Linked DNA regions of Homo sapiens: regions 2, 3 and 4 are each linked to region 1. Evidence: chromatin loops called from intact Hi-C (ENCODE). Cell type or tissue: endothelial cell of umbilical vein. All regions are shown on one strand. Region 1 overlaps ANTXR1 (ANTXR cell adhesion molecule 1). Region 2 overlaps ANTXR1 (ANTXR cell adhesion molecule 1). Region 3 overlaps ANTXR1 (ANTXR cell adhesion molecule 1). Region 4 has its middle 130 kb from the start of GFPT1.

What was found. A loop is a pair of places that touch in the nucleus more often than their neighbours do. Peaks named below come from ENCODE experiments on the same cell type or tissue, not always from the same donor. Only the 100,000 strongest peaks of a DNase experiment are listed, where the experiment ranks them.
Region 2: it touches region 1 in a loop (8-fold over the local background); 5 of 110 quality-filtered maps call a loop at or near these places.
Region 3: a loop joins it to region 1, with 9 times the contacts of the local background. A loop is called at or near these places in 2 of 110 quality-filtered maps.
Region 4: a loop joins it to region 1, with 13 times the contacts of the local background. A loop is called at or near these places in 2 of 110 quality-filtered maps.

Annotation. Positions count from the first base shown.
Region 1 is chr2:69,158,352-69,166,351 of GRCh38, forward strand. The region is part of intron 13 of ANTXR1 (ANTXR cell adhesion molecule 1); the gene reads left to right. Among named protein-coding and RNA genes, the nearest start is that of MIR3126, 59 kb to the left of the region's middle. In endothelial cell of umbilical vein, no CTCF peak of the experiment used is centred here; a DNase peak (open chromatin) is centred at 4,940; H3K27ac peaks cover 3,618 bases.
Region 2 is chr2:69,028,975-69,036,974 of GRCh38, forward strand. The region is part of intron 1 of ANTXR1 (ANTXR cell adhesion molecule 1); the gene reads left to right. Among named protein-coding and RNA genes, the nearest start is that of ANTXR1, 20 kb to the left of the region's middle. In endothelial cell of umbilical vein, no CTCF peak of the experiment used is centred here; no DNase peak of the experiment used is centred here.
Region 3 is chr2:69,042,762-69,050,761 of GRCh38, forward strand. ANTXR1 (ANTXR cell adhesion molecule 1) reads left to right here. Exons shown (of 18, transcript NM_032208.3): 3 at 1,981-2,052. Among named protein-coding and RNA genes, the nearest start is that of ANTXR1, 34 kb to the left of the region's middle. In endothelial cell of umbilical vein, no CTCF peak of the experiment used is centred here; a DNase peak (open chromatin) is centred at 3,660; H3K27ac peaks cover 1,216 bases.
Region 4 is chr2:69,250,312-69,258,311 of GRCh38, forward strand. It overlaps the pseudogene LOC100421347. Among named protein-coding and RNA genes, the nearest start is that of GFPT1, 130 kb to the right of the region's middle. In endothelial cell of umbilical vein, no CTCF peak of the experiment used is centred here; a DNase peak (open chromatin) is centred at 3,730; H3K27ac peaks cover 3,345 bases.

The DNA.
Region 1 (8,000 bases):
CTTCAAAGTCCAGCTTGTTGTTCAGTCCATTTCAGTAGCATCCTGCACACCTTTTCCTCACCTGGGGAGGATCAGCTGCTATCTCACTTGGTTTCCATGGCGTTTTTCTCACACCTGTTTTAGAGCATTTGCTCATTCTATCACAAGTATTTATGTATATATCTCTCACTGTACAGACAGTCCCCAACTTATGGTGGTTCAACTTAGAATTTTTCGACTTTGTAATGGTATGAAAGCTGTGTGCATTCAATAGAAAGCATACTTCAAGTACCCATACAACCATTCTGTTTTTCACTTTCAGTATAGTATTCAATAAATTACATGAGATAGTCAATACTTGATTATAAAATAGGCTTTGTGTTATCTATTTTGCCGAAGTTTAGACTGATGTCAGTGTTCTGTGAGCACATTTAAGGTTGGCTAGGCTAAGCCATGACGTTCACTAGGTTAGCTATATTAAATGCATGTTCAACTTATGACATGTTCAGCTTACAATGGGTTTAATCTGGACATAGTCCCATCATACATCGAGGAGAATCTGTACCATGAACTCCTCCATGGCGAGGAGAAACTAGTCACAGAAACTAATCCCAAAATATGGTACAGTGCCTAGTACATATTATAATTTGTGTATTTTCCAAATCAAACTAAAAACCTAAGTCTTCCTAGGGGAAGAGTGTTCGATGCAGAAGGAGCCCACAGACCTATGGAACTGTAATGAGTGGTTGTGTCATGGGGGTTTGTATTATCCTATTTCATGACTTACATGTATGTTATATGCAATATTTTATATGTATCTAATATTATATAACAAGGACATTCAAATCAGTTTCTTAAATAAAATCCTAGAAATAGGCCCATTTTATTGAGAGGTTAATGGTATATGAGAAACCCCAAGTGAAAAGATCTTAGCATATTTTGCAAAATGAAAAAGTTCTGAGCAGGGCACAGTGACTCGCACCTATAATCCCAACACTTTGGAAGAGCCGAGGCAGGAGGATCACTTGAGCCCTAGAGTCTGAGACTAGCCTAGGCAACATGGTGAGACAGCATCACTATTTAAAAAAATAAAGTTCCGGAAATTAGTTGCATAATTATGTGAATATATGTAACACTACTAAACTGTACACTTAAAAATAATTAAGATAATAAGTTTTATATTAAGTTCTTTTAACCACAATTAAAAAGAAAAAAAAAATCCTGCTTTTAAAGCTGCAATTTTTCTGCAATCCAACTAGTTAAAACACCACACTATTTAGGTCAAATCAAATCACTGTATTTCTGTTCATATAACAACAATTTTTTTTCAGTATTTTGGGAGAGGCTCATGTCCATGCATTCAGAATTTTTTCCTATATAAACAAAATTGTTCTCCCTGTCTTGTTTTCAGTGGCCTTATAGGTATCTTATGAACAGCTTTTAAAGAATTACGTAACAGATCACTTTTAATTCATTTAATTGAATTTCAAGGATAGTTCAACAAATAAGCCCACTGGACATCTCCAATGACAAATTGCAAAGGGCAAAAATTAATCAAAAACTTGATATACCTTAAGTGGAAATAAAAATAAAGCATTAAAATAATGTTCTTCGCACCGTTAAGAATAACATTTAATTTGTAGGGCCAGACAACCCAAGCCTAACATCACCAAAAGGATTTACTGACAGTTTAATAAAAACACAACTGGGACAGGCAACTTCTGATGCAGGCATCTTGGGCCTAATACTGATTGTGCCTTCTTGATCCTGTTCCAGCCTCCACCCATTCCCATATGGACACGCCTCAGGCTACAGCTGACAAGATTATTTCTCGTTAGCACACAGAGCTCTGCCATGACCTGCCCTCACCTCTGGAGGGCAGGTACACCACACACCTCACACACCCATTTTTTTCTCATCTCTGGCTTCCCTCATCCTTTGTGGGCTGCCTGATAACCCCCAACCCCCATGCTTATGCCTGCCGGTGAAATGGAAAGAGGCGAGTTGTTGTCAAAGTCGACTGGGTTTCAATGCCGCATCTTCCTCTTCTGGTTAAAGGATTAGTCCAATCCTTTAACCTTAATTTCCCCCGTGTGAAAAACTAGAAAATTGGAACCATATTGTCTCTAAGGCTGCTTCCTCATATTCGTACCTTCTTTGAGTGAATCTGCTTCTCCCTTTCAAGATTCCCTGGTCTGTGGTTTTCAAACCTGGTTGCATACTGAAACCATCTGAGGAGTTTTTATATGATACAAGTACTCAGGGGCAGCATTTCCAAACTATGTCAGGGCAATCATACCCTGCAAGTATGAATAGGGGCACTTCAGAACAAGAGGTATTTAGACAGTGAGTTTTAAAGACATCCTTAAACTAAGTTGAATCACTGCCTTTACTGCAGGACTTCTCAGAGTCATTAATAGGATAATTTGCATGTGACTCTTCAAATTTATTTTGACCCTAGAACTCTTCCTTGGCCTGTCACTACCTGTACTCTCCCAAACACTTATTAACATACTGACATCTGGAAGGACACCAGTATTCTGCCAAATACTATTTGGGAAACACAGTCCTAGAGAACGCTGAAGCAGCTAAAAGAGCAGGTTCCTGGATCCTAAGATGCAGCCTCTTTTGTGCCCTCCCTGGAGGCTGTATCAATATCAACAAGCTTGAACATCTTGTGAACATCATCAACTCACCCTTGTTCCTTCTGTGCCCTGCTCAGATCCCACTGACACTACTAGTGTCTAAAAATCGGCTTTCCCGTAACCCAGGCAGAGGCCAGAGGCTGCTCCTTCAAGCCTCAGGGAATCTGAAATCATGGATTTATTTTGCTGTTTCACTTCACAGACTTTTGCAGTGACACTGGCATACCATCTGATGGAGACCATGCACAGCCATTCTCTCACATTACCATGTGAGTCCCTTAGGCCCTGTGGACTAATGGTAAAGCTCCTGCTGCAACTCTCACTTTAGACAGTGATGAATTGGGCCTTTTAAATAGTCTCAGTCTTAAGGGAGATGAGATGAGAGACCAAAAATCATTTGAAATCTGAGTTCCAAATTGGAGGGAAAAAAAGTTGACCTCATTTCTTTGAAAATTTCTGGTACCACATTCCAAATTAACACCCTTGGTACCATCCTTTGCTAAACTTTTACAGTGTAAAATTACTGGATTCAGGCAGTCCTTGGCCAGCATTAACCCACCCCAATCAGTCATGAGGTCTCTATTCAATTGATGCTGTCTATACAGTGGAAAGATTCCTTTATCCTCCATCAACTAGCATCTCATCTCTCCTGGATGTTTTCCATATCAAGTTGCCTACTTTCCCTTGATTTCTTGACTTCAATTAAAAGAATACTTACAAGGTTTGGGAGCCAGAATGGAAGGCTAGAATGTAAAAAGGGTCAGAGCAAGCATCTCCTTCTAGCTGTGACATTAAAGCCCTTATTAGATGGCTTTTCAGATCTGGATTGGCATTTCTTCTATACATAACTCTGTTCTGGTGGCTTCTCATGCAGAATTTAAAAGGCCAGGGGGGCAGCAGTTGAGCCGGCTTTAAGAGATCAACCCAGAAGTCCCCCAGGACATACAGTGCTTTAAATCAAAGGCTTCAAAAAAGACCTTTGTCATCTAAATACAGGCACATTTATTTGAGCTAACCTCTGAGCGTGCAGGAAGTCATCATTTGTGGAAAAAAAAAAATCCATTACTATTGACTGACAATGCAGCAGACTCCACAGCAAAAGAAAAACAAAAATTCCTGGAAAAAATAGAATAGAAGTTGCCTTAAATGCATAGCCAGGCTCATGAGAAAATAGGAGATGTTTCCAGGGCCCAAATAAAGCAGGATCTGGAAATCAGATGGTCATCTGACCCTAAAGCAGTGGCTTCCTGCCTGAGATTTTCTTATCTCAGTAACCTAGATGTTTGGCTTAATAGCCTTTCATGGGCCCATAAAAGTTTGGGAGTTGAAATTGAGTCTTCTGCCTAAAGCTGCCTAAAGCCTTGAGTGAAAGATGGGCTATGGGTTTGATGTGGGTGTGTATGTTTGTGTCCCTAAGAATTCATAACCTCTGAGAGGTCTAGAGTTCAAACTTACACTACTTGAGGTTTTGTAAATTGGAAGCTGAGAAAAAGTTTGGAAATGCTTAGGGATCTGCAAGAGGAAACCTGAAACCTCTGGCAGGTTCGTCCCTCAACCCAGGCCTCATAGAATTTCCATAGGTAAATGCCTACTACACATGAGCTCACAATCCCAAATTACCAAAAACCCAAGGAATATTATTTATTACTTGGGCCCTTGGGATTTTATGATACACATGGAAAGCACAAAAGACCAGAGAAAGGATGAGGAAGTCAGTCCCTGTCAGCACTATTCCCTTTGCTCTGTCCAAAGTTAACAATAATTGTTAAATAGCAGATACACTGAAAATTCTCTGTGTATCACCATTTCTCCTGTAACATGAAATGTGTTCCTGAAGATATGACTGCATTATGGAATTTTGGCCCATGAAAATAATAGGACTAATGGGGGAAATGGGTTCAGAGCAGAACATTCAAAACTGTGCGATCTTACAAAATAATATATTAGGTTGGCGCAAAAGTAATTGCGGTTTTTGCCATTGAAAGGAATGACAAAACTGCAATTACTTTTGTGCCAACCTAACGCTAAAAAATAATAAACTCAATAAAAATGCCACCGTTTTAAACACCTTAAATTCTTAATAAAACATACTTCAGTAAATATGGCTCTTTACCTTGATTTTTTTTAAATAAACAGGTGAAGTTTCTTAGTTGACGTGAGTCTGATGCAGCACCGTGGCTTTGAGCTACAGAAACAAGACGGAAGGAAGGACATTCTTAGGGCAAAGTGTCACAACACAAGGGGAGATGGCTATGACTCAGCGTCTTGTTATTCCTTCTGCACTGGCTTAAAATAGAATTTCAGCTTTTGTTGTGTTGCCAGGTTCCTCTTTTCATGTAAAAAAAAAAGCAATTTGCGTGGTTCCAAATAAGACTGAAAACCATGAAAGTACTATTCTGCTGCTCTCGGCATTACCTCCTTTTCTTCACTCCATCACACATGCCTCTAATCCCCTCTAAGGCAACTGGTGGCTCCTGTGAGTTCCATTCTCCTTTCTTTGGTTTTTCAGCATGGTCTCTGAGGAAGCTCATTTGGGTTTCTTTATGCCCATTGCTCTCACAGTATCTCATCTTCTCTTATATCTTTACAAACATCTCCTGCACAGGCTGAAGGCTTTCCTCCCTCATTCAACCCCTGCATTTTTCGAACCAGGACACACGCTCCTATTGACAGTGCTATGTAAAAGGTTTTTAATGAGGAAAAGAACACGCATTCAGGAGCGCCATACATGCTGGACTTGCACAAGGACACACCTAAGTGAGAAAGCAAATGAGGTATGCCTGGTTTCTGCATATTCCTCCCCAGGTCACTACTGGTGGCTGGGCAGCATTTTCACATTCACCTGATGTTACTCAGTGGCGCCGAATACTGTCACCTCACACTTTTAAATGTGTAATGGTTAATGTTATATGAAGTTGACTATGAAGAACAAAAGACGAAAAATGTACATTACCTTCTCCTTTACCTTGCAAAAATCATATTTTGAGCTGGCACAGTTTTGCAGTTTAGTGATTTTAATGCCCTGTTTAACTACCACATATGAACAGTCACAAGTTACATATCTGTGTTGGAACAAAACAGACTGTGCGTGTAGTTTTCAAATTTTCAGAAAGTCTTCTTAGAAATGAATTTCGGATACAAAACTGGAAAATGGAGTCTATAATCACAGGGCAAGTGAATTTACATGGAAGCCTGGGTTAGGGGATGAAAGGGGGTATAGGTGGTATCTAATAAGATGGCACAATTAACCGTAAGGCCAACCCGTGACTCTGATTAGATTCCCATGACGCAATGCATCCAAGCATCACAGCCCACTCTTGGCAGTTGGGACTTTCAGCATCTTAACTACTGAAGAAACATTTATATGGAGGGTTAAGAGACCAGAATTGAATCTTGTAACATGTATTAAGTGCTTATTTGAGAGGCAAGGAAGTTTATTATAATCAGAAATGCTTCCTTTATCCCTCCCTTTTCAGGAACACACACTCATTTATTCCAGAAATAGTGGCCGAGTAACAAACACTAAGCTGTGTGTCAGGAGATAAGTATGCCCATGTCTTCAAGAGCTTACAGTCCAGTGCGGAAGACAGAGGAATAAACACAGTTCAGTGAGTTTGTTGCTAACAGTGCAGACAGAGAGAGATAAGATCCATGTCCCTAATTCCCAGGGAGCCATCTGGCTGGGATTGTTTCAGGGCTGGATCTAGAAATCCAGGCCGTGCCAGCCTTGTATGCAGATGACCACAAATTCACATCAGTGGAAGCCAAGGAGTACCTGCATGCAGAGCTGAAAATTTACTCCAGAAATAGTTCTATGTCTTCCCCAACACAGGACGGGAGGCAGTGGAGAGCCCAGAGTTCCTGACAATGGAGCGGGGACACCAAAATTTTTAGAATGAAACAGCTTCAAAGCTGGTCTTTCTAATCAGCTATAAGCAAGTCTCAACAGAACACTCATGGGAATGTCTGACTTGAAGCTAAACATAGCCCCTGCATATCTGACAGAGGTATGGGGCTCCAGGAAATAAGCTAATTCACAGTTCTCAAAGTGTGGTCCCTAGACCAGCAGGTACTTTGTCAGAAATGCAAGTGCCCCTCCCCAAACCCACTAATGAGGAACTCAGGGGTGTACCCCAGAAAGCTGTGTTTTAAGAAGCCCTCCAGGTGATTCTGATACTCAATAAAGTTTGAAACCACTGAGCTAATTAAAATTAGAGGACAAATGCTTCATTTCGTTAATAAAGGAGTTATCTGAAGCAGCTCTCTTGGACTTTGTCTAAACAGCAGAGATGCCTGTGTGTCAAGGAAGTGTCTCCTTTGCAGCAAGAGACCAGCCCTTCGGCAGAGAGGACTTGCAGGAAGTGCCCTGCATTCAGCTCATGCAAAAAGGACACGGAGACACAAAAATACAACTTAAGAAGAAAGGGGCCAAAAACGAGTCCCCTGTTTTGTTCCATTTCTCATGCCATGAGATGAGCATTTGTCAACAATGAGCCTGTCTATACAGCTTATCCTATTAACCAGTCCCAGTCACAGAGTGAGGAGACAAGAAAGATGAGGAGGGGAGATGTGAAGTTGTGGTGGAGGATTTCTCAACAAGGTGACAGAGGCAAAACAGGGGACCACAAGGAATCACTAGGCCTGGCATTCTTTTGCTGCTAAAGCAGCATGTGGGCCTGACTCGCGGCTTCAAACGGAACGTCTAGTGAGCCTGTGCAGCCGTCATCTGGTAGGTGGGAAAGGTGCCCATGTTGAGAACTAGAATGACAGCATCCTTTCTTCCACTGCACAAGACTGTAACAGTAGAGTTAGCAAGTGACAAACACAACGGCAAGGATCAAAGCCTACACATTAAGAATCAAACTTCAATACTGCTAGAGAAAAAAGAAAAGCAAAATAAACTCATCAGGTGCTTTATCTCACTTTAACAATTTCTAAAATCAATTTATAAAGCCATTTATAAAAAAATAAAATGAATTATTAGAGAGCGCTTTACAGAGACCCAAATGGTTGAACTTAATTCATAAAACCAAAATAGTTCAACTTCCCAGGCATGAAACAGGCCCTGAGAACACGCAATCTTTCTACTCTATTCGTACTATGCTGACTGCATCTCCACATCTTCCATCATTACTATTTCCAACAGCCAAACTCAGGAGTGCACATAAAAACTGGAATTTGTTTGACTCAATGAGAATTTGTCAGTAACATTTCAATTTGATCAGATTCTACCTGGTCTTTTCTGACTTTCCTTTATCTATGCAATGATCGTCATCAAATCTGACCCTACCTCATGTCAGCCTGAACAGAGACGGATAAAGTCAGAATTAAAGTCACTGGTAAGAGAGGAGAGGAGATGCATCTCCCAACACACAG
Region 2 (8,000 bases), 130 kb before region 1:
GGAAGGCCAAGACGGGCAGATTACTTGAGGTCAGGAGTTCGAGACCAGCCTGGGCAACATGTTGAGACCCCCCCCCCTCCATCTCTACTAAAAATACAAAAATAATTAGCCAGGCGTGGTGGCGCGTGCCTGCTGTCCCAGCTACTCAGGAGGCCGAGGCACAAGAATTGCTTGAACCCAGGAGGCAGAGATTGCAGTGAGCCAAGTTCACACCACTACACTTCGGCCAGGGCAACAGAGCAAGACCCTGTCTCAAATAAAATAAAATAATGAGTAAAGAGAAAAGTAGGTCAAAGACTAGATCCAGGATATCTAATATCTAATATATATATATATTAGATATATATAGATATAGATATATACACAATAACAATTCTGGGGACAGAGAACACTTATAAGAGATACAATAAAAAATAATAATAAAGGAAGATAATTTTCCTGAGCTGCAGAAAGATTGGAGTCTTTAGATTTGGAAGATTTAGGTAAAATACTCAGCCTAATTAGTTTTTTTAAATGGTCTACAACTTGTACAATCTTCGATAATTTCTTAAAATATAAGAATAGAAAAGTCTACATTCTTCCAACAAAGAAAAAAAAATAGGCTCAACAAAAAGGAAAGTGAGATTCAGACTGGCGTTAGTTTTTTTACTCTACACATTAAATGTTCCAAAAAAGCTCAATAATTATAAGGTTTTGAGTGAAATGTGATTTTAAAATTCCTTAGTCAGGCTTTAAAATGATACACATTTTAAAATTGTATTACTTACTGAAAAAATTACCTAAAAATATTGACATCGGAATGGAAAATATATGTGAAAAAATATATAAGAAAAAGACATGGCATAAAAGAAACAGAAGGAATGGCTCTAGAAAAGTTAAGAAGTCAATAATAAGGCCATCAGTGAGACTTTGTAGCAAAATATAAAACTGAAAGAATGGATTGTCAATAGAGAAAATGAAAAATGTAAAATTTTTATGCGAGGTAGCAAAAATCACTCATATTACATTTACATATGCAAGAAGATGCGGTTTATTCTTAGCTCCCAAACTCCTCTTTTCTTCCAAGTCCACCTTCTGGGTAGCAAGAGGGAGGGAAATCCATAAATTTTGAATCCAAGTTGTGATAATAGTCCATTGTGGTGATTTTTTAAAATCCCTTTAGGTAAAATGCTCAGTCTTTCAAATGTTGCCTTTCCCTCACCAATAGAATCTGGGTATTTGAAGGAGATGGATTTGTCTCTGTGAAGGAGTCCTTCGATTCTGGACCAGTTGGTTTCATGGAAAGTTCTGTCACATCTTCAAGGAACAGAAAATTTCAGTACTAGTGTTAAACGCATACAGACAGCAGGAAAAAATAGTTTCTCAATTCACTTTATGAAGCTAGCATAGATCTAATAACCATATCTACCAAAGATAATACCTTCATACACAAAACTTCCCACCAACTTCTGAATAAAAACTTTAAATTTTAAATTAAATACATATTGTTAAAAAACTAACAGTATAGTAAAGGAATAATATCCTAAGACCAAGTAAAATTTATCCTAGGAATGCAACAGGGCTTCAATATTTGAGAAATGTTTAAGATAACTCCAATTTTTTTGACTGCTGAAGATAAAAACTGTATCTCAGCAGAATCTGAAAGACATCTCTGAATACTTAAGCATTCAAGGATATATTCAAAATATATTTTGAACCCTATACCCTACAGAGAATAAACTTTCCTTTCAAATGCCCATGAAATATTTATTAGGTCACAAAGAATGCCTCCATATATCTCCCAAGGCGCAATTTTTCCAGTCTGCATTATCGGCAATAAATAACAGGAAATGAATAGCAAAGTACACCAAAACTTCAGCTATCAGGAAAAAAAATACAGATTTGTATATTATCTTGTCGTGAGAAAGACATGACAGTGAATACAGAAATTTAGAAAAAAACGAGTCTGAAAGAAAGTGATTGTCTGGGACATAAGCTGGCGAACTATGGCCTGCAGCCTGTTTTTGTAAATAAAATTTTATTGTAGTACGGCCACATTCATTTTGTTCATGTACTATCAATAGCTGCTTTTGTGCTACAAAAAGCAGAGTTGAGTAGTTGCCACGGAGACCACATGGCCCCCAGAACCTGAAATATTTACTGTCTGGCCCTTCACAGAAAAAGCTTGCCCACCCCTGGACTAAGAAAACATTTGCAACCGAATATAAAATGGGCCAAAAATATTGAGACCAGGGTCAGCTTCATGGGCATGGGACCTGTGCAGTCAGCCACCCAGGGCCTCTCATTTCAAAGGGCCTGGCCCTTGGTTTAAGGGCCATCTTGCCATCTTGAATTTTGTTAAGTTTTGAACAAGAGACACTGCATTTTCATTTTACCCTAGGTTCTGCAAATTATGTAGCTTATCTTAATTGATACAAAGAAAAATGAACCATAAATGTGAAAAAATTATGGCTTATAGTTAAATACATCCAAATTAAAACAATAGTGAAATCAGTTTGTCCTTCCTCTGCCCACCCTCACTGCACAGTCTAATTACGTTGATGTGGGGACAGTCTATAGGGTAATTGGCTCCTAGAGAGCCAAACATGAACCCCTCATTCTTAGCATCTGTCCCTCCCTCTCTCTTTTCTTTTCATAATCCTCAGATAGCAAAGGGCTTTCTGTCCCTCTGCTGTACTGCCAGCCTAAGGCATGGATTTCTTCACCAAATGACACAAGAGGAAATTATGTCCTCCTTATATTGTGATCTTAATCCTCCAAGTTTTGTTCTTTAACTGCTAAAGGAATTTAGAAAATCTCTCTTTGACAAAGTCTTGCTTCCAAACCAGTTGTCTTGCTGCAAAAATCATATTTTGAATTTCAAATGTTAACTTTTTCCCCTTTTCTGCATCACTGCTGGAAAAACAGAATCCCCCACTGCTCCAGGGTGGCTCCTGCCAGATGGATGTCTCCGACTGACCAGGGTCACTTTCTGTGCAGTTGCTAAAGAGAAAAGCACAGTACAAAGTTCAAAATATTACCCCCATTATGTATGTAAAGATATTGTTAAAAAATATTCATCAGAATTCTTTTATAATGGTGAAAAAGTAGAAGCAACTCAATGTACAAAAAGGAATTATAGCTATTATAAAGTTATAATTGTACAAGTTATAAAGTGGAGAAAATGCAGATGTTACAAGTGATGTTGGGAAGGATTAGTGAATGAAATAAAAATTTGTTCATAACCATAATGACATTAAGTGAAAAAAGCAGAGACCATAACCTGTAAATACACAAAGTGAAGATGCTTGGGGAAAAGTCTGAAAGTAAAATCATTGCAGTGAAGGCAATGGTTCTATCTGAGCTGTGGGATGATGGGTGATTTTTATTTTCTTCCTTTTGTTTGTCTTTCCCTCCTCTCTACCCACCCCCCCAAAATTTCCAACAATGGACCTGCTGCTTTTGTGATACGATATTTGTAAACCCTCTCCCTTGGTGCCCTCATTCTGCGTCACTTCCTCCTAAGTAACATCATCCACAGCCACTCTCACCCGACGATGTTGACCCATCCCCCTTTGATCTTTCTGGGGGATGCAAAGTGGCTACTGTGGCTTCATCTCTGTGAATCTGGCGAGTGTGAGGAATGGAGCCGCAGCTGTGCATTTCAATTATGGGAAATACCTTTTGGGTTACTAACCCATTGTCTGTATTCTTAACAACAGTGCTTTTGTGTTGAATCTGCACCAAAAGTACCAATAGTTGATATCAGAAAATGTTTTTAGGGTTCTCCTGGTGTACATGTGTTGTGTGTGTGTGTGTGCATGTGCCTGTCGAAAAAGGCAGAGTGGAGTTGAAAGGAGTGCATATTTTGCTGTAATACCTTTTTGATCATGATCCACAAGAAAAATACATTTTATATCTTGACACAGTACATATACAATACTTATGTGTAATTGAACAAAAGTTAACACATAACATTCTTTTAGTTACTGTATGCAGTATATTCTGGTATTTCTATTCTATTCTATTTTTTTAATGTTAGCAATGTCCCATGACATTGCTTTCCCAAATCACTAATAAATTCCATTCTGCAGCTTAAAAATCATTGTTTCCATAGGCATCAGTTAGATATACTAACAGGATATTTCATCACAAGTCAGTCGAGTGGGGCCAGGCACCCTGTCCTGGGGTCTCTGTGACACAGACAGGAGCAGAGCGGGCAGCCCCAACTCAAAGTACAGTGCTCAGTGACTAGGTTTGGGTCTGTATTGATGTCTAAAGAAGTTGGAGTGGAGGCAAAAGTCAAGGTCAAGCTTTTTGAGCAAGAGGGAGGTATGGCTGTGACTTGAAACAGTAATAGGAGGACAAAGCCTGAAGGCCTGGGCCAGGTTTAAGACTCCAGGCAGTCAGAGGACAGGGCAAGGCTAGGAGGAAGCAGAGGAAGGCATTGCCCTCAGATTATTGTTCAGTTACTTCCAAGGGTCTAATATGCAAAGAGTAGAAGCAAAATAAGAACTCCAAATCTCATTCTGACTTGTCTTCTAAAGGGCACTCTTTTCTTTGGAAGAAGCTGGGGAGGGAGCACAACAGCAAATGAATGCAGGGTCTCTGACAGCAGAATCAAGTGTGAGTCCCACTTACATGCGCCTGAAGCTGCTGAACATGTCTGTATCCTTCCAGGATTGGGACCCAAGTGGGTTGCTGAGGACATCAGTGACTTCAACTGGGTGGGGCTAAGGACAAGTAGAAATTGGCAGTTTTATAATTTCCATCCTTAGAGCTGCTCTGCTCTTCCAGGATTAAAAGACTCCTTGGTGATGGTTCCAACTGCAAACTTTCTTTTTCCCTTTTATTCTATTCTAATCTGTGTGCAAAAGAAGGGAGGATAATTTAAATTCATTTTGGCCAACTTGATTCTTTCTGACTCTGGTTGTATGTGTGGCTAATGGAAAGAGCCTGTGTTTTCTAAGGAGCTTAACCACAGGGAGGTTTGGAAACTCACATAAACAGAAAAGAATGCACTTCAGAAAACAAGTCAGAATGAGATTTGGAGCTCTTATTTTGCTTCTACTCTTTGCATATTAGACCCTTGGAAGTAATTAAACAATAATCAGAGGGCAGTGTCAGGTTCCATGCAGAACCCTGCACTGGGAACACACAGTGAGTGCAATGTCACAAAAATTTCTTGACTTCTTATCATGTTCCAAACACAAGAGAGAGCATAGTAAAACAAAAATAAGAAAGACACTCTGGAACTGCTTTCAGCAACAACCTTCTGGGTCTAGTAGTGAAGACTGGTGGCTTTCCCTCCCCATGGTCTAGTGAGCCCTTCTCCAAGGCCAAGTCAGATGGTAGTGTGGGAGGACATTGACTCTGGTTTTGAGTGGACCCAAGAGTATTGAAAGAATCTTCAAGCACAGAACTCTGTAAGACTATCTTCAAGCAGAATTCCTGGGAGGCTACTTGAATTCCAAATTCTGCTGAGATTTGTGCAGTGAAACACAGGCACAAAATCCCAAGAAGAGGTCTGGACCCTCTGTGCCATTCTGAGACCAAGTTGACCTATAATAGCCTTCAGGGGCTAGAACTGCATTTGAGTTAGGATTTAATGGAGTCGAAATTAGGGACCTTTTACATCCACTGATTTCTAGAACGTGGCACTGCAACTCTCTGTGACTACAGCTTGCCCAGCAGTTACGTGTTAAAGGCAGTTCTGGAAAAAAAATCTACAACAGAGTCCAATGGAACACTTTCTAGTACTATTTATATTTGGGCTTAGAAGGTTTTAATTTCCACCTGCAGCTTTGGTGATAATGAGTGGGTGGGCCATACTATCTGAAGATGGTATCAGGACTCCATAGCCAGAGTTTAAGGTCATTGACTTATAAAGAGACTGACATGATAAATGGCATGTTCTATACATTGTAGGGTGGAAAGAAACTGGAATTGGATCCACTTTCTGCCATTTCCCCCAGCCAACACCTACCTGGTTGTGACCAGGAGTCCACTTAGGTCTTCAGGATTGAGAGGAAGCCCAGGGTCTGAACTACCCTGAGTCAGTTATTCTGGCAGTAGCTACTAGGGCAGTTTCCACACCAGAAGATCAGTTACAAGGCCAAGTGCAGGTGAGACATACGTGTTTCAACAGAAAGTCTAAACTGAGTCATAGACCCAGCAAATTCATCCCTATGCAAGAAGGCAGCGGGGGGCGGGGTGGGGGTCTGGTTGAGGTCCCAGTGGTCATGGATAGGAAGTCAGCTGGGATTGGTGGGTGGTGGTGAGGCAGGGGAGAGGACTGTGGCATCAGACAGGTAAGCCTCCTGCCACTGGGGCTTTGGGTTAAAGAAATATAAGCAGTACCCCCAACAAGTTTGCTGCCATGCTGAAACCATAAGCAGCGGACACAGGGCTCTTTCTTTCTCCAAGAGGTGGTTTGATCTTGCGCTAGGACAATGCCTGCATGTGTGGGTTAAGAAGTTTCGGAAATAAAGAGTAGAAGGAGTCCAAGGTGCAGATCGAGATACCCCTTTACTCTCTTTTTCCTTTAGCAGCTGAGGCCCCTTGGAATCCCAGGGTAACCCAGAGAAGACAAACCCAGTTTGGTTCCTAGAATCTTAGAAGTTTGTGGTTTTACCTTTGATGATTGAGGAGGCAGGCTATGTACATCTCCAGCGTGGCTCAAAGGGTGTATATTTTGGTCAAGGCTTAAATAATTGTGTAAAGAATGATCACTTACATACATGAAGTGACAAACCCCAGCAGCGACAGGGCAGCTGTTAGCAGAGGAGCAAGCCTGTCATTGCCTTTTTGCCTCCAGTTTTGTTTTAAAGCTCTCATTTTATTTTCTTCTTCAGAAAATTCAGCTTTTGCCCATTAGCAAGAGTTTTGATGGATGTAGACTTTTGTCAACACCCAAGGATATATTTTGGATCTTTCCCTATATCTGGCATCAACAAATCAGGTGAACATCAAAATGGTATAAACTTTACATCAGTCAGATAGAAGTATAGTGAAAATGACATGTTTTAAGAAAGCTGGAAGTATGAATTATCATTGGGTGACACTTTTCAATAAGTAAAGGAATGCAAATTAATTTGTGGCTGTGAAATAGGGCCACTCCTTGAGAATGAGGAAATATTAACACAAAAAGGATTTACTTCAAACTCTTGCTCCTTAAACAGGGAGTCAATAATAGTTTCCCAATTCTAATTCAAGTTCCTATTTCACCAACACATTGCTTCTCCTCCTAGTATAATTTCCTGATTTTATTCTTTTATTTCTATGGGTACATAGTGGATGTATATATTTACAGGGTACATGAGATGTTTTGATACAGGCATGCAATGTGAAATAAGCACATCATGTAAAATTGGGTATTTATCCCCTCAAGCATTTATCCTTTGTGTAACAAACAATCCAATTATACTTTTTAAGTTACACTTAAATGTACAATTAAATTATTATTTATTATTATTGACTATAGCCACCCTCTTGTGCTATCAAATACTCGGTCTTACTCATTCTTTCTAATTTTTTTTGTACCCATTAACCATCTTCCCAGTATAAATTCCTCCCGGCAGAAATTCTCTACCGATGAGGAAATTGGACATGGGATAAAGGAGGTTTGGAGATTCCTCTCTAATCATTAGATATCTCACCCTACCCCCTCAGTAACCAGAATTTCAAAGATTAATTTTTCTGGTTGTATGGACCAAAACACAGCATTGCATTTCAGAAGTGGCCACTAATGGCCAGTCTTTAAGGAAATCTCTTGATTCTAGTGGAAAGGGGTTGTAGAATTCTGGATTGGCAATGGCTTATAGGCAGTCATGTGGCATATCTTCTGAGGCACCTGGAGAGCATTGGGCCATCTCTGCCAGATCACCACCCAGGACCCCCAGGGCCAGAGCATCCACCCTATGGCTGAAGGATGGCACCCTGGACCAGTCTATGTGACCTGAAGTATACAAGTGAACCCTGTCCAGGAGGATGGCCAGGTCTTTATGAAAGAAGATTTCTAA
Region 3 (8,000 bases), 120 kb before region 1:
GCCAAGGTCTCACCCAGGGATGACCCAGAGGAAAAATCCAGGAGCACTCTGCAGCCTTTAGTCCACTGGATGCAGGGGTTTCATTGGATCCAGACTTATCCTTCCTTGAAACTCTTTCCTCCACTGGCTCTCATTCTGCTTCCATCTCACTGGCCTCAGCCAGCCCTTCCCATACTAGTGTTGGTTTTGTATTTGGCTCACTTCCCTCCTCACTGCTGACACTCTCTCTGAACAACTTTGCCCACATCAGTACGCTGAGGACTTCCAAATTATGCCTCTAGCCTAGACTTATATGCCAGTTGCCTCTTGGAGACCTTTATTTTCCACATTTCAAATTTATTATTTCCAGAGCTGAACTTGACAGAAGGGGAGCAGTATATAATGTGGCAGTTAGGAGCCCAAGTTCTAGAATTAAAACACTTGACTTCAAGCCCCAGGTCTGCCACTCCCCCACTGTGTAACCTCAAGGAAATTGTTTCATCTTTCAGGGCCTCAATTTCCTTTTGTGGAAAATAGGAACTGTTAGTTTGATATGAACTATCAGGATTGGTACTATAGGTACCAGTCTCATACAGTTGTTCAAGTATAATGAGATCATACGTGCAAATCACTATGATCTCACACATGGTAAGAACTCAGTAAGGTTGGCCATTATTATATTATTATAATCATTATGATTGTTGTTATTATCATTTAGGACATGGTGTCCTGCTGCCCCAGTGCTGGGGAAGTAGTCCCAGGCAGCACGGGGTCATGGACAGAAAACTGAGATCTGTTTTAGGGACCAATATTCAATTCACCAGGTATTGCCTGAGCTCCTATCAAATATTAAACACCATGCCAAGGGCTTCCAAAGATGCATCAGGCATTTATTACCATGTGGTAATAAATGCAGACTTTATCCTGGAGACAGTAGGAGTCATTGGAAATTTTATAGCAGATAAGTGACAGGTTCTAATTTTTGTTTTAGGAAAATAATTCTGGGAGCAGTGTGAAGAGTGAATTGGAGCAAAGAACCTTCCTAGGCAAGACGCCAGCTAGGAAATTGTAGTGGTCAGACGATTGAGGCCAGGATCCTAAGCTAAGATACGGGAAGTGAGGCAGGTTTGAGAAACACTTGGGGAACTGGAACTACAAGGTTCAGAGCCCGATCAGGTGTGGGAGGTTATTGCATTGTGAAGAAATAGATTGATGCTATGACGGAAGAACAAGTTGGACACACAGAACGGCATTGCATTGCTGAATCCACTGCAGTCTGATGGTCCATCTTGCAGACTGAGAAACAAGTTCGTCCTCAGGTGAGAGTGCTTCTGTCTCCAGAGTGTGACTCTTACATTGAGAATGCTCCTGAGCACTGCCATATAAAAACCATGCCAATTTATTCATTAATAATGAGAAGTATGACTACCAAGTGGAATAGATATTCTTATGACCAGTCAGCACATTCTCTCCTTATAGGATAATCTCCTTGGGAAGCCAAGGAGAAATTAAAAGTTGATGGTGATCCCACTTTCAGATCAAAGGGAGTTTGTTATATAATGTTAATAGCTGATGGCATCAAGCTGCAACTCATCATTAGAGAATACACCAGGCTACCGTGGAAACATTATCAAATTTTACCTATCGGGATCCCCTTTTATAGACACCATACAGATTGGTCCCCTTGTTGGGACACACTTCAAACAGAACACAGGGCAACAATGAAGTTTATCATTCTTACTCGTAATCCACACTCACTAAGCAATGATATCAGGTCAGAAGCAGCCTCAGGAAGATCCAGTGTGTCTTCTCTTTGACCCACACTTCAAGTCCACTGCTGGCTAATCAACACCCGCAGCACCAGCCTAGGAGGCCCCCTGTGGGTTATGGGTCTTCAGTTCTGGCAGCCGTGATAGAAAGGGAAGGACAGGGAGGGAGCCTGAAGGGAGTGGCATGCGCAGTCTTATTGTCTGTCCTAATAGAGCTTCTTTTCCTTTCCAGCCCACAGTTGAGAATGTCCTTTATTGTTTTCTCCACCCGAGGAACAACCTTAATGAAACTGACAGAAGACAGGTAAGGATACTTCTTATCTCTGTTGTTAAAAAGTCCATCACTTCCTGAGTAGCCCTGAGATTTGTGCTCTGGTGCCAGCCTTGACCTGTTGATCACTTTAATCTAATAGTTCCTTCTTTTACCCTAAGTTTTTAACCTTACGTATGGGCACATGGGTCCTGCTGCTAGTTCACTCTTCAGTTACTTTTGATAGAATTTCCTGATATTGGTGAAATTTTATAAATGATGAAATTACATTAAGATAAATCTCACATTTGATTGTTGATTCCATCTGCTAACTTGGAGCGAAATGTTGGCAAACCATATTATTGGGGGACTATATTTTCTTTTACTTAAGTTAGACTTATTTTGGATTAAGGTTTCAGATACAAGTGCACTGTGAGACAGGTAAGAGCTTGAAATATTTACTGTTCATAATTACCCAGGAAGGGAGTAGAAAGGGAGGGCTTATGGTACCACAAAATAAAAGGAAATTTAAATAGTGTAAAAGAATGTTGTTGATACAAAGAAGTTAAACTAGGTAGATCTAGCTTAACAAAAGTATTTTAGGATTTGCCACATTTTACTTGCAGATGAAAACTAGCAATAACAGAGTCATGTCATTTATTCATAGTTAGGATGGTATACTAGAGAGTGGAGAGGATAGTCTTCCCCCATTTATGAAATTGTACACTTTTTAAATAGTGAGATGGCCCACATGAGAGAAGCACCATGGGGAACACATGTGGGATTATTGGGAGACTCATATATGGATGTGTTGGAAAAAGAAAAGGAGGAAGGGCCAGTACAGGGGGGGCAGGAAGACTTTATTCTCTAACGTTCTTATAGAAATGAATATAGGACTAACAGGACAGAGTAAAATTTTCTAGCTGAAGTCAGCAAACTTGAGCTAGTCCCTATTTTTTTTCCCATGACTTTGTTAGGATTTGTAACAGAAAGAGTGCTCTGTACCATGTAGGAGTTTTCAAATCCTGTTACTCCTTCAACCTGATCTACTATATGCATGCATTTCATTCAAAAAAACAGGAGTTTCTGATCCCTTATTAACAGAAGGAGAAACTGAGGCCATGTCACCTTCCCAAGAATAGCAAACAGAACCCAGACCAGACCCAGGCTCCACATTCTTTCCAGTTTACCTTGCTGCCTTCTGTTCAACAGAGAATCATAAAATCCAAGACACTTGTGTGACTTGCCTTCAATACTGGCCAAGGATTTTAAGAAGCTCTGAGAAGGTGTCTCTGGCCATCTCAAGACTCCTCATCTTGCTCAGTCTTTAGATGATGCCACCCCTTATGCAGAGATGTTTTTTGTTCTGCGATGGGGAGCTAAACACCCCTCTCGCCTGTTCTTCACATCCTCCTACAACCCGAGGCTTCCTAGTGCAGCTTCATGCTGTCCATGCCCCATGCATAAGAGTTTGGCCAAGAGACCAGGTTCACACATCACTTGCAGGTGCTTTGTGTGCTAATGCTCACAGCTTCTGGGAAGTTGACAGGGTCAGAGGGGTCAGGGATTTATAAACACTATCAGAATGCCAAGTCTTCCAGACCCATTGTGGTTTGTTATGCTTGTTGGAATTAGTCATCCTCTGAATCTACTGGGAATCTAATTTTTGTGTACCTTAACGTCACTACTGCTAGTTTCCTGTTCTGAAGAGAAAACAGAGGGTAGAGTCCCTGGTTTGCTGGAAGCAGCATTTTGTATGGGTCAAATGTGCATCAAACAACAGCCAAAAATGCCTTGCTGAAGGCTGTGTGGATTTCATGTGGTGACTGCTTGGCCTAGGTCAGCTGGGAAAGCACAGCATGGTTTATGGACACACCCCCAACCTCATCAGCCTATGGAAGAAATGTGGGCAAGATCTCTCTGAAACTCTTTCTCAGGAGACTGGCTAAAAGAATCAGGCTTTCAGATCTTCCAAGCTAGTACTGCTTCTGAAATATATGACTTGCAGTGTTTTAGTTGGGCACAGGAATTTGTATTTTTCTATCTCACTTGATTGTCACAATATCCCTATAAAACAGTAAAGGGTCCATTAAGATACCTGTATAATACTTGAGAGACCTTATAGAATTAAGAAAAACTTGTTCAAAAGCAAGACATGAATTGGCAAAGACTTTCATTTCAGCAAAAGTTTTGGGTAAATCAAAAGAAATAATATCAAAGATATACGGCTGATCCTTGAACAACATTTTGAACTGAATGGGTCCAATTATACACAGGTATTTTTCAACCAAATGCAGATCAAAAATACAGTATTCGCAGGATGCAAAATCCACATATATGGAGGGCTGACTTCTAGTATATGCAGGTTCTGCAGGGCTGTCTGCAGGACTTGAGTGCATGGATTTGGTATACTCAGGGATCATGAACCAATCCTCTGCCTATACCAAGGAATGACTGTATTCGCATTCAGTTCTTGGGATCAAATACACGTAGGGTAAAGCTATGAGAAGATGAAAAAATAGAATGGAAAATAAATATAATGTGTTAAGATATAGTAAAGAAACTCCAATTAGAATAATAATGCCTACGATTTGTGTCTTTTATCTGCAAGCACTTTATCCTTTTTTATTTATCCTCATATAACCATTGTTACTCTATTTTCTAATGGGAAGGAACTATGCGGTCATTTGAATCATTGTTATATATGGAATGTGTCGTTTTTCTCTGTTTTCACAGTTTCTTCTTTTTTAGTTCTTAGCAGTTTGATTATTTGTGTGGGCATGGTTTTCCTTCAGGGTACCCTATTTTGACTTTGCAGAGCTTCTTGAATCTATAAACTTGTCTGTCACCATATTTGGGGAGTTTGCAGCTACTTGAGTTGGGGGGGGAAATTCTGGACCTCATGGTAGTGTGGGTCATTTCTCTAGGTTTAAATTTTCCTCCCCAGTCCACCAGTTTTGTTTACCTTCCAGTCTACTTGGTTGCTTTTTCTGTTGTAATCAGCAGGTGATATAGGCAGTAGCAAGCATACTCTATCTTGGCTGCTGCTACTTCAATTTTACAGATAAGGACACTGAGGTTCAAAAAGTTTAGGTAACCTGCCGAGGTCAGATAGCTAGTAATCTGCCAAATTAGTATTCTGATTCTGGATTCTAAATTTGGTCCAACTCCTGTACTTTGTACTGTATCATGTTGCTCTTCCAAGATTTCCTGGCTTCATCAGTTTAAATAGTTGATAGATTGTAACAAAGTTTGCAGGTCACTTCCTTAGTATAATAGAGTATACAATGTCAATTTAAGTACTGTTAGAATAAAATGATGTTAACTACTGCATATGAGTCCCTGGATACTCCAAGGAGAGTCTTGTTCTTACATTAATTGAAATACTTCAAATGTGTCATCATTTAGAAATAAGAAATAAGACCACGTGAAGGAAGTTCAACTATTCATTTAAAAAAAAATAGATGCTCAATTTAATCAAATGCAATTTTGCCTTTTGTTAAGATGGTGATATTTTTCCTTTACCTACTAGTACACTGAATGTCATAAAAAACATTTTTAAATATTGGATCATTCTAGTATTTCTGTATACATTTGGTTATGATATATTCTTTTAATGTATATCTGAATTCTGTATTTTTAATATTATTCAGAAATTTAGCACCCCTATTTATAACTGTAATTGGGCTGCCATTGTCCTTTTTATTACTACCTTTCTTTACAGTACTTTTGATTCTTTTTTATTTAAATTAGTACTTCTTCTAGAATTTATTATGATATAAGGTACAAGGTCAACATCCAGTGTTTCTTTCCCCGATTGATTAGCCAGTTCTTCCCACACCACTGTGTAATAATCTTTTACCAACAACTTGAACAGTTAAACTCTTTGCTAGGCTTGGGTTCATTACTGGATTTTCTATTCTGTTCTGTTTTTCTGTCTGTTTCTATAGTTGGATCACATTGTTTTAATTAGTTTTAACATCTGGAGGACCAATCTATCCTCATTTCTAATCTTGGGTGAAAATCTCCTTGGTCTTTACTGGATTTTTCCAACCACATACATTTTAAATAATTTTTTATGTTCCCAGATATCCCTGGGATTTTCACTCGAACTGTGTGAAAAATACAGATTAACTCAGCAGCAATGGCGCTGCATTTTCTCTATACTTATTTTCTTATTTAGGGATATACCATGTCTCGTTTACGTCCCTCAGTACGATTTTGTTTTTTTCTTCAAATTAGTCTAATTGTCAACATTTTTTTCCCAGGCATTTTAAGTTGCCTCCATTGTGAAAGAAATGCTTTGCTGTTGTATTCTCCAAACTGTCATTCTTCACTCTTGACTGGTGAACCTATAGTTTGTGATCCATGGGCTTCTACTGAACTCCATAAAATGATTTACAAAAACGTGCATGTCAGTGGGTTTTCTGTAGAAAAGACCATGCATGCAGCCCCCATCCCCATCCCCTGCCAAAAAAAGAGCTTCAGAAACATTAGTTTTGGGGAAAACAATAGGTTTCTAACAGGTTTTTTGTTGATTTCTTTTATTTTTATTATTTTTATTTTTTTAAGAGGGAGTCTTGCTCTGTCACCCAGGTTGGAGTGCAGTGGTGCGAACTCAGCTCACTGCAACCTCCATCTCCCAAGTTCAAGCGATTCTCCTGCCTCAGCCTCCCTAGTAGCTGGGATTACAGGTGCACACCGCCATGCCAGGCTAATTTTTGCATTTTAGTAGAGACGGGGTTTCACCATGTTGGTCAGGCTGGTCTCTAACTCCTGACCTCAAATAATCCACCCACCTCGGCCTTCCAAAGTGCTGGGATTACAGGTGTGAGCCACCACATCTGCCTTCTTATCCCACCACTTTAATGAAACATTTTATTAGTTCTAATAGTTTTCCAGTTAATTTTTAAGTGGTTTTCCAATAAGGTGATTGTAGTATCTGTGATTAATTCTGTCTTCTTTTCTAATATTTATAGCTAGTATATCTTCCTGTGTATCTTCTTACATTCTAAAATTTTCAGACTTTAATTCCCAATTGGGTTTTACAATTATGCATTTTATTGGATGCTAACTTCATACATTTTATCTACTTTGTTAAGGAAGGATTCTTCAAATGCGAGATTATTAAAACTTTTTATCTGAAATAGTTGTTATATTAAATACCCTTTTGCCATATCAAAATAGTTATATCTTTCTTCTATTTCCTTTGACCTGTCTGTAAAAATTTTAAATCAAAAGCTCTCCTAATGGGCCTGGCACAATGGCTCACACCTGTAATCTCAGCACTTTGGGAAGCTGAGGTGAGAGGATCGCTTGAGCCCAGGAGTTCAAGGCCAGCCTGAGCAACATAGGGAGACCCCATCTCTACAAAAAATAAAATTAAAAATTAGCCAAGCATGTTGTCACACCCCTGTGGTCCCAGCTACTCAGGAGAATGAGGTGACAGGATCGATTGAGGCATGGGAGGTAAAGGCTGCAGTGAGCCGTAATCATGCCAATACACTCCAGCCTGGGCAACAGAGTGTGCTGTATCAAAAATAAATAAATAAATAAATAAATAAAAGATTTTCTAATGAAAAACTAACCTTACATTCCTACAATAAACTTTATCATGGTTTGCTATGTTTTTATTGTGTTTCTGGTTTGATTTAAGCTGAAAGATATTACTTATCAATATTTAATATTGAGAGTATTCTGGGGCTTTATTTCATACAATCTCTGTCAGTTTGGGAGTAAACGGATTACATGAGCTTGGAAAAATGAGTAGGCAATCTTGCTGTAAGCTGCAGAATTGCTTAACTAATAAAGAGAGCAAACGTTTGTTCAAAGTTTGATATAACTCAGAGGAAAACTATCAAAGCCTAAATTATTATTGAAGAAGCTCTTTGACAGTTACCTCAGCTTTTTGTGTTATTGCTTTTATCGTGTTTTCTAACTTGAGAAACAGTAGAAATTACCAATATGTTGACATTTTAAATTTATCACGTATCTTTTTAATT
Region 4 (8,000 bases), 92 kb after region 1:
CCTGGCCTCAAGTGATCCTCCTGCCTCAGACTCCCAATCGTAAATGGTTTTGAGATAATGGGTTAGAAATTTGAAAAGAAACAGGAAAAGCTGGAGCCCTACCTCACTCCTTACACCAAAATAAATTCTAACTGAATTTAAGTGTAACAAATAAAGCTAGAAAAGTACTAGAATTGTGAAAAAAGTTTTCTGTGTGGTATAAAGAATGTTAAAATCCTACATATTGTTTGCATGATCAATCAACTTTGTCATGAAATTGCTTGAAATAACCCTGAGTAATGATCCAATGCATTAAGTTGAACAAAGGAACCATTAATAACGGGAATAAGATCATTTATCAGGTGCTAACTGTGAACATGAATTTGAGATCCACCGTTTTTCACTAATCTGTCTTCAGATAAATCTGTTTTGTGGAGTATCACTTAGATACAAAACAATCAGAATAATACTTTGTCCATCTAAATACATTATAAACCAGGTGTCACTTAACAGTTACTATATATTTGGTATAAGGTTATAGAGTTGGCGTATGCCAAACATGATTTTTATTCTCTTTACAACTGTATTGTAATTTTTATGCTGACTACAATTGTATTGTGTTCTTTTCAATCACCACACCCCATCCCAAGTTATCATATCTAAACAAATTAGAAGCCTTATGATTCCACCACTGTAATCTTTTATTCCTTTCTCTTTTTTTCCTCAAAATTCAAGTAGTCACTAAGTTATAAAGATTCTTCCTTCTCTACTTAAGTTGGGACATTTTAGTTTTTGGAGTTTGAAAGTATGCATCTCCTTTACTTGGTTTTAAGTGCCATTTCGCAGTGTACTTATAAAGCAATTGCTGAGCTAACACAATTTTCTCTGAGTCACTTGAGAGCTGAAAGCAAGATTCTGTTAAAAGATATTCAGTTAATTGTGCACATTCAGTACTTTAGCCAGCATCTTTAGTTGGGACTTCTTTGTAAACATTAAAATAGATGCAACTCATAAAATACATTTTCCTTTGGGTAGTTAAGTAGTTTACATTCTTACAAAGGATTTTTAAAGTACAAGAAATGCTGGTTGTGAGGGCTGAGTGCAGAAAACATTTCACTTTCTTCTGAAAAAGAAGTTGTAAGACAAGAGAACTGTCAACCACCTATGATGAGTCCCTTCCAAAAATGTGCACCCCCAAGAGTAGCCAGGAAACCCTATACAGCCCTAACTTCACATTTTTTTAAAATACAAGCACTGTGTGACATTCGCTTCCCTGTGAATCCCACCCCAACTTTGCAGGATACAGAGTCCATGTCTTTTTGCTTAGTTTTACTCTTAACATTATTTACAGGACGCCTGTAAATGTAAAAGACTTGTGTGAAATTAATGATAATCTGCGTTTCCAGCCAAGCTCCTGTGGAGATAAATATTCCATGCAAACCCAAAGTGTGGTTCATAAATGAGATGAGGCAGAAGCATCCACATTGATCTGACATTGCAGGAAGGGGCTTCTCCTGGCTGGGGTGGACTCTGTTCAATTCCTCTTCTTCTAAATGGTGGCCAAGATGGTGGGTCTCAAACCTCAGGTGAATAAACCCATCCCTAAGGGGAGTAATGTAGGTCCCAGTCTTCTCTCCAGGAAGAGAAATACTTTTTCCTACTTCAAATGGGCATTGTAAGCATTTGCCACAAATAATCCTTTCTGATGCCATACACTAGATTGCCTTCCCCACTCTGGGCAGAATTGGGTGTTTATGAGCATTTCTGGCCATTGTCAGTGCCTGTGTTATATTTGACCCCAGTGATGTAATCACTACAAGAAATAAGACTGCAAAGCTCCAGGAGATTTTGATTCCACCTCCAATACTTGTCAGACACTTTCACTTGCCCCATGAAAGCTACCTCAGCAAATGCTCACTCTCAACAGGCCCTGGCCACTCTACATGTTACTTCTGTGACTGTTGGTTTTCAGTGCATTCTGATGTTTAGATCGGCGTTTTTATAGGCTCCTTCAATATTTGCTTTTATGAGATCCTTAAAAGAGAATTATCTCTGTTTAATCTTGGACCATTAGTAAAAACGAAAAGTGATCCTATCACTATGTCTTAGTGTGATTAGTTTTTTTAAAAAATTTAACTTCCTTAGCAATTTAGCAATAGGGAGGAAAAAAGCAACATCATTAACCTGATAAAGTGTATCTACCACGAACCTACAGGAAATATACTTAACATAAAATATTTTTAAATATTACCTTTACAATCAAAAAGAAAAAGATTCCAACCATCAGTGTTATTGTCCACCTTTGGTCCTAGCCAGTGCAATAAAACAAATGAAAGGAAAAAGTAATTATAATTATCAGGAAGAAAAAACTGATTTGAATATAATTTACTATCTAAAAATTCCATGGAATCAACTTAAAAATTATTAGAACTAATAAGAGTTGTCCAGGTACATGGAAAACACTATCAATGATCAGTTAGGAAACAAGTTATTCATTCATTCATAATAGAAAAAATTATATATATATGTGTGCATGTGTGTGTATAAATTAACCAGAAATTAACTATAAATAAACCTAACAAAAAATGTGCAAAACTTATGGAAAGACAACTATAAAACTTTAATGAAATATTCTTAATGGAGAACTATACTACATTCTTGAATGGAAAGAGTTAATATTGAAAAGAATTCAGTTCTCTCTCAATCTACAAACTCAACTCGTGCCAATTAAAAAAAAAACTAGTAAGATGTCTACTTTCAAATGCTGATTCTAAGTTTTAATTAGAAAAGAAAATGGACAACTATAGTTAATATATGATGATAGAACAGTTTTCAGAAACAGACCTGTAAATAAATGGAAGTTTAGTTTATCATAATAATAGCATTTCCAAAACTAATTCTTTAATAAACGACTAAGTAGTTGGGAAAAACAAGATGAAATTCCTATCTCTGCTACATACAAAAATAAATTCCAAATGGATTAAATAAAAGCAAATGCATGCCAAGTTTTCTTGCTTCTAATTAACAGTGACAGTATCCCTTAGTAACACTGCCTTATGAATGGAAGTTTCTTATAATCTTGCCAATCAGAGAGATCTCATCTCCCAGAAAAGAGTGGAGAGAGAAATAGAAGGGCTGAAAGGAGTTGTCTTCTCTCTAATTAAGGCAGGAATAAGGAGAAAAAAAGAAAAAGGGTCCTTCCGCTGCCCATACTCTGATACTACAGTAGAACATATATTATTGTAACCTCTCCACTAACAATCTCATGCGTAGGGTGCCTCTCACATAGTAATCAGTGAAAAAACTATTAATAGTTATAAGTAATGAGTAAATAAACTTATAAATGAAGAATCTCAATGTTTCTAAATGCTTAAGCAAATCAACAATAGACATGGAAGCTATGTATGGGACAATGTTTTCTTTCAGGAGCCAAAGGTAATAAACAAATTCCCATTTTCCTATTGCCTTTGTGGAAATATTCAAAGTGCTGACTCTCACTGGGTGGTATTGAATGAATTCCTCTGAAAATTCATTAACTTTGTCAATTTACTGGATTACTTTTCAACGCATGCACATTCTTCCACAATCTATGTCTGTTGAGGTTAAGTCCTTTTTGCATTTGGCTTGAGAGGAAAAATAAGAATCGATGCCAAGAACTTGGGGTAGGTGCCAGAAGAAAAAACAGTGCCAGCCCTGGCAGTCGTCAGAAGACTGAACTCCAGTTTGTCTCATCCGTTTATCAAGTGTTCTGTCACAGGACCGGATCCCCTGCCATTCTTTGAATGCGTAGAGCAAGACTCAATGGTTGGGTCATGGCTCACTGAGGAAACAGTAAGATTCCAGAATCAAGAGTCAGGCTGTTGTGATAACTATTAATGCGTCATAAACAAGGCAGCTGTTGATCTGTAGATTTATGTTCTGATATTTCACAACTGCCAGAAAGGGCTTTGTTCAGTCTATGAGGAGGAGGTCTCCTCTCTTCTGCCCGCTAAGCATGTGATCTGTTAATTCAGTCACAACTACTGCTGGCATTACTAGTAGATTATAGAAACTGATGCTCACTTTATTTTTTCCTTCTTTTTTAATTAGTGCTTTATTTTTTGAAACAGTTTTAGGTTTACAGAAAAATTGAGGACGTAATGCAGAGTTCTTACATCCCCTATTCCCTGCACACAGTTTTTCCTGTTGCTAACATCTTCCATTGGTGTGGTACATTTGTTACAACTGATGAATCAAAACTGACACATTATTATTTACTTTTTTCTTTTTGAGACAGGGCCTTGCTCTGTCACCCACGCTGGAGTGCAGTGGCACAATCATGGCTCACTGTAACCTCAACCTCCTGGGCTCAAGCATCCTCCCACCTCAGTCTCCCAAGTAGCTAGGACTACAGGCACATACCACCGCACCTGGCTAATTTTTGTATTTTTTTGTAGAGAAGGGGTTTCACCATGTTACCCAGACTGATCTTGAACTCCTGGGCTCAAGCAATCTGCCCCCCTCAGCCTCCCAAAGTGTTGGGATTACAGGCATCAGCCACCACACCCAGCCCACATTATTATTTACCAACGTTCATAGTCTAGTACATTAGAGTTCACTCTGTGTTGTACAGTTCTGTGGGTTTTGACATACGCACACACATCCACGTATCGTACAGAATACTTCCACTGCCCTAAGTATCCCCTGCACTTCACCTATTCATCCATCCTCCTCCTCTCCCACAAACCCTGTAAACCCCTAATCTTTTTTTTTTTCAGACAAGGTCTTGCTATGTCACCCAGGCTGGAGTGCAGTGGCCCAATCATGGCTCCCTGCAGCCTCAACCTCATGGGCTTAAGCAATCCTCCCACCTCAGCCTCCCAAGGAGCTGGGGCCACAGACACACACTGCCATGCCCAGCTAATTTTTTTATTTTTATTTTTTGTAGAGACAGGATCTCACTATGTTGCCCAGACTGATTTCAAACTCCTGAGCTCAAGAGATCCTTTTGCATCGGCCTCCATGATTTTTTTTAACTTCTCCATAATTGGCGATTTCTAGAATGCCATATAGCTGGAATCATGCAGTACATAGGATTATTGGGTTGGCTTCTTTCACTTAGCAGTATGCATTTAAATTTCCTCCATGCCTTTTCATTGCTTGATATTCCATTTCTTTTTTTAATTACTGAATAATATTTAATTATCTGGATGTATCACAGCTTGTTCACCCAGCCATCTACTAAGGAGTACTAAGGCTGACTTTCTAACTGATTTGAACAGCCCATAGAGAGGAATCAGTGGGGAAATTTGTGTTTTCAATTAAGTATTCTAAGGTTTTTTATGTGTGTATAAGATACAGGTGGTGAGAGGTGAGTAATGAACGTCATTCATTCATTTTCCCAGCTCCAAAACAAAACCTCTTAAGCATTTTAATTCTTCTAGTCACTTTTATGTATATTAATTTTAACAATTAAAATTATACTATAAATACAAGTTTCTACCTTGTATTTTTTACTTAATATTATGAAAATGTATAAGGACAGTTTAGGTATTTTGCTCTGATCCCCTCTTCAAGGTATTTTCCCCTGCTACCCACCCCCAGCTACTGGGAATAGCAGCTGCTGGCAGCTCACAGCTGCATCCCTCACTAGGACTCGCTCTTGGCCTTAGCCAAGTTTATGCCCCTCCCAGGGTGGGCCCATGGCCAGTGACTGGCTAGCGCTTAATACAAAGGCTTGGACCCCTTTCCCCAAATTGGGGAATACTCAGAACAGCCATGCCAGCTCCAGAGGTCAGCTGAGGCTTCCATTGTAACTGTATCGCAAATCAGCTTCTCCTTCCACTCAATCTTTCCTTCTTTAATTCTAATCTCTTGAGAGCATTTCCTAATACAGCTCACCAACTCTGTGTCTGTTCCCAGGGATCAAATACAGTTGATATCAGAAATAGTCCTTAGAAGCAGACTCTTTCATTGAATTCTAGATCACTTACAGCAATTACTTGGGCAATGGGGACCCCATCACCTGTGGTAGGTGGGGGATGGAGAGCCCTTAGAATCCTGTTGTGGTGCAGTTATTAAAATTTTCACAGGTGGTGAGCTGGGATGGGAAACCAGTGGAGGGAGATGCACTCGCTGGTGCAATATATCTGGTATTCAAAAGGTATAAGAGATGGTAAATATAAGGGCTATGGGATTTGAGGGCCATTGCTATGACTTGATTCATTGAAGAAAGATACGACAGACTCAGTGTCATTCATCATCAATTCAAGGAAAAATAAGAAAACTAGAAGGTCTCTTGGGTAGCATTTAAGGAAACCCCAACCTGCTACAGGTAGAGGACAGCAGAGCAGAGATCCAACTAAGGACTTCATCATAACAGTAGTGGAGCTTCTGGCCGGGCGTGGTGGCTCATGCCTGTAATTTCAGCACTTTGGGAGGCTGAGGCAGGGGATCATTCGAGGTCAGGAGTTTGAGACCAGCCTGGCCAACATAGTGAAACCCCATCTCTAGCCAGGCATGGTGGTGTGCATCTGTAATCCCAGCTACTCGGGAGGCTGAGGCAGGAGAATCTCTTGAACCCGGGAGGTAGAGTTTGCAGTGAGCCGAGATCATGCCACTGCACTACAGCCTGGGAAACAGAGTGAGACTCCACCTCAAAAAAAAAAAAAAGAAAGTAGTGGAGCTTCAGAGAGGGTTGAATTCCCAACACCAGGAAGTCTCCTGTGTCAAATTCGGGGCCCTACTAAGGAAGCAGTGGGACCCTGATTCCCCTACACTTGTTGGGACTATAAAAGAAGCCCACTCCCATTTGTTAGAGGATACTGCCTCGGAAGTCTTAGCTAGAGCAATCAGACAAGAGGAAAGAAATAAAGGGCATGCAAATTAGAAAGGAAGAAATCAAATTATCCTTGTTGCAGATGATATGACCTAAAGACTCCACCAAAAAACTATTAGAGCTGATAAACAAATTCAGTAAAGTTGTAGGATACAAAATCAACATACAAAAACTCATAACATTTCTACATGTCAACAGTGAATAATCTGAAAAAGAAATCAAGAAAGTAATCCCATTTACACTAGCTACAAATAAAATATCTAGGAATTAACCAAACAAGTGAAAGATCTCTACAATGAAAACTATAAAACATTAATGAAGGAAATTAATGAAAGAAAGACAGCACCAAAAAATGGAGAGATATTCCATGTTTATGGATTGGAAGAATCAATATTGTTAAAATGTCCATGCTGCCCAACACAATCTACAGATTGAATGCAATCGCCATCAATATACCAATGACATCTTTCACAACAATAGGAAAAAAACAACCCTAACATTTATATGGAAGCACAAAAGACCCAGAATACCAAATCTCTCCAGAGCAAAAAGAACAAACCTGGAGGAATCACATTATCTGACTTCAAATTATACTATAGAGCTATAGTAACCAAAACACCATGGTACTGGCATAAAAACAGACACATAGACCAAGAAAACAGAACAGAGAACCCAGAAATAAATCCATACATCTACGGTGAACTCATTTTCAATGATAATACCAAGAACATACATTGGGGAAAGGACAGTCTTCTATAAATAGAGCTGGGGAAACTGGATTTCCATATGCAGAAGAATGAAACTAGACCTCACCATATACAAAAATCAAATCAAAATGAATTAAAGAATTTAAGTTGGCAAACTATGAAACTATGAAAGAAAACATTGGGGAAACTCTCCAGAATATTGGACTGGGCAAAGATTTCTTGAGCTATACCCTACAAGCACAGGCAACCAAAGCAAAAACAGACAAATGAGAACACATCAAGTTAAAAAGCTTCTGCAAGGCAAAGGAAACAATTAGCAAAGTGAAGAGACAATCCACAGAATGGGAGAAAATATTTGCCAACCATCCAGCTGACAAGGGATTAATAATCAGAATATATAGGCAGCTCAAACAACTCTATAGGAAAAAATCTAATAATCTAATTAAAAATGAGCAACACATCTGAATTGACACTTCCCAAAAGACACACAAATGGCA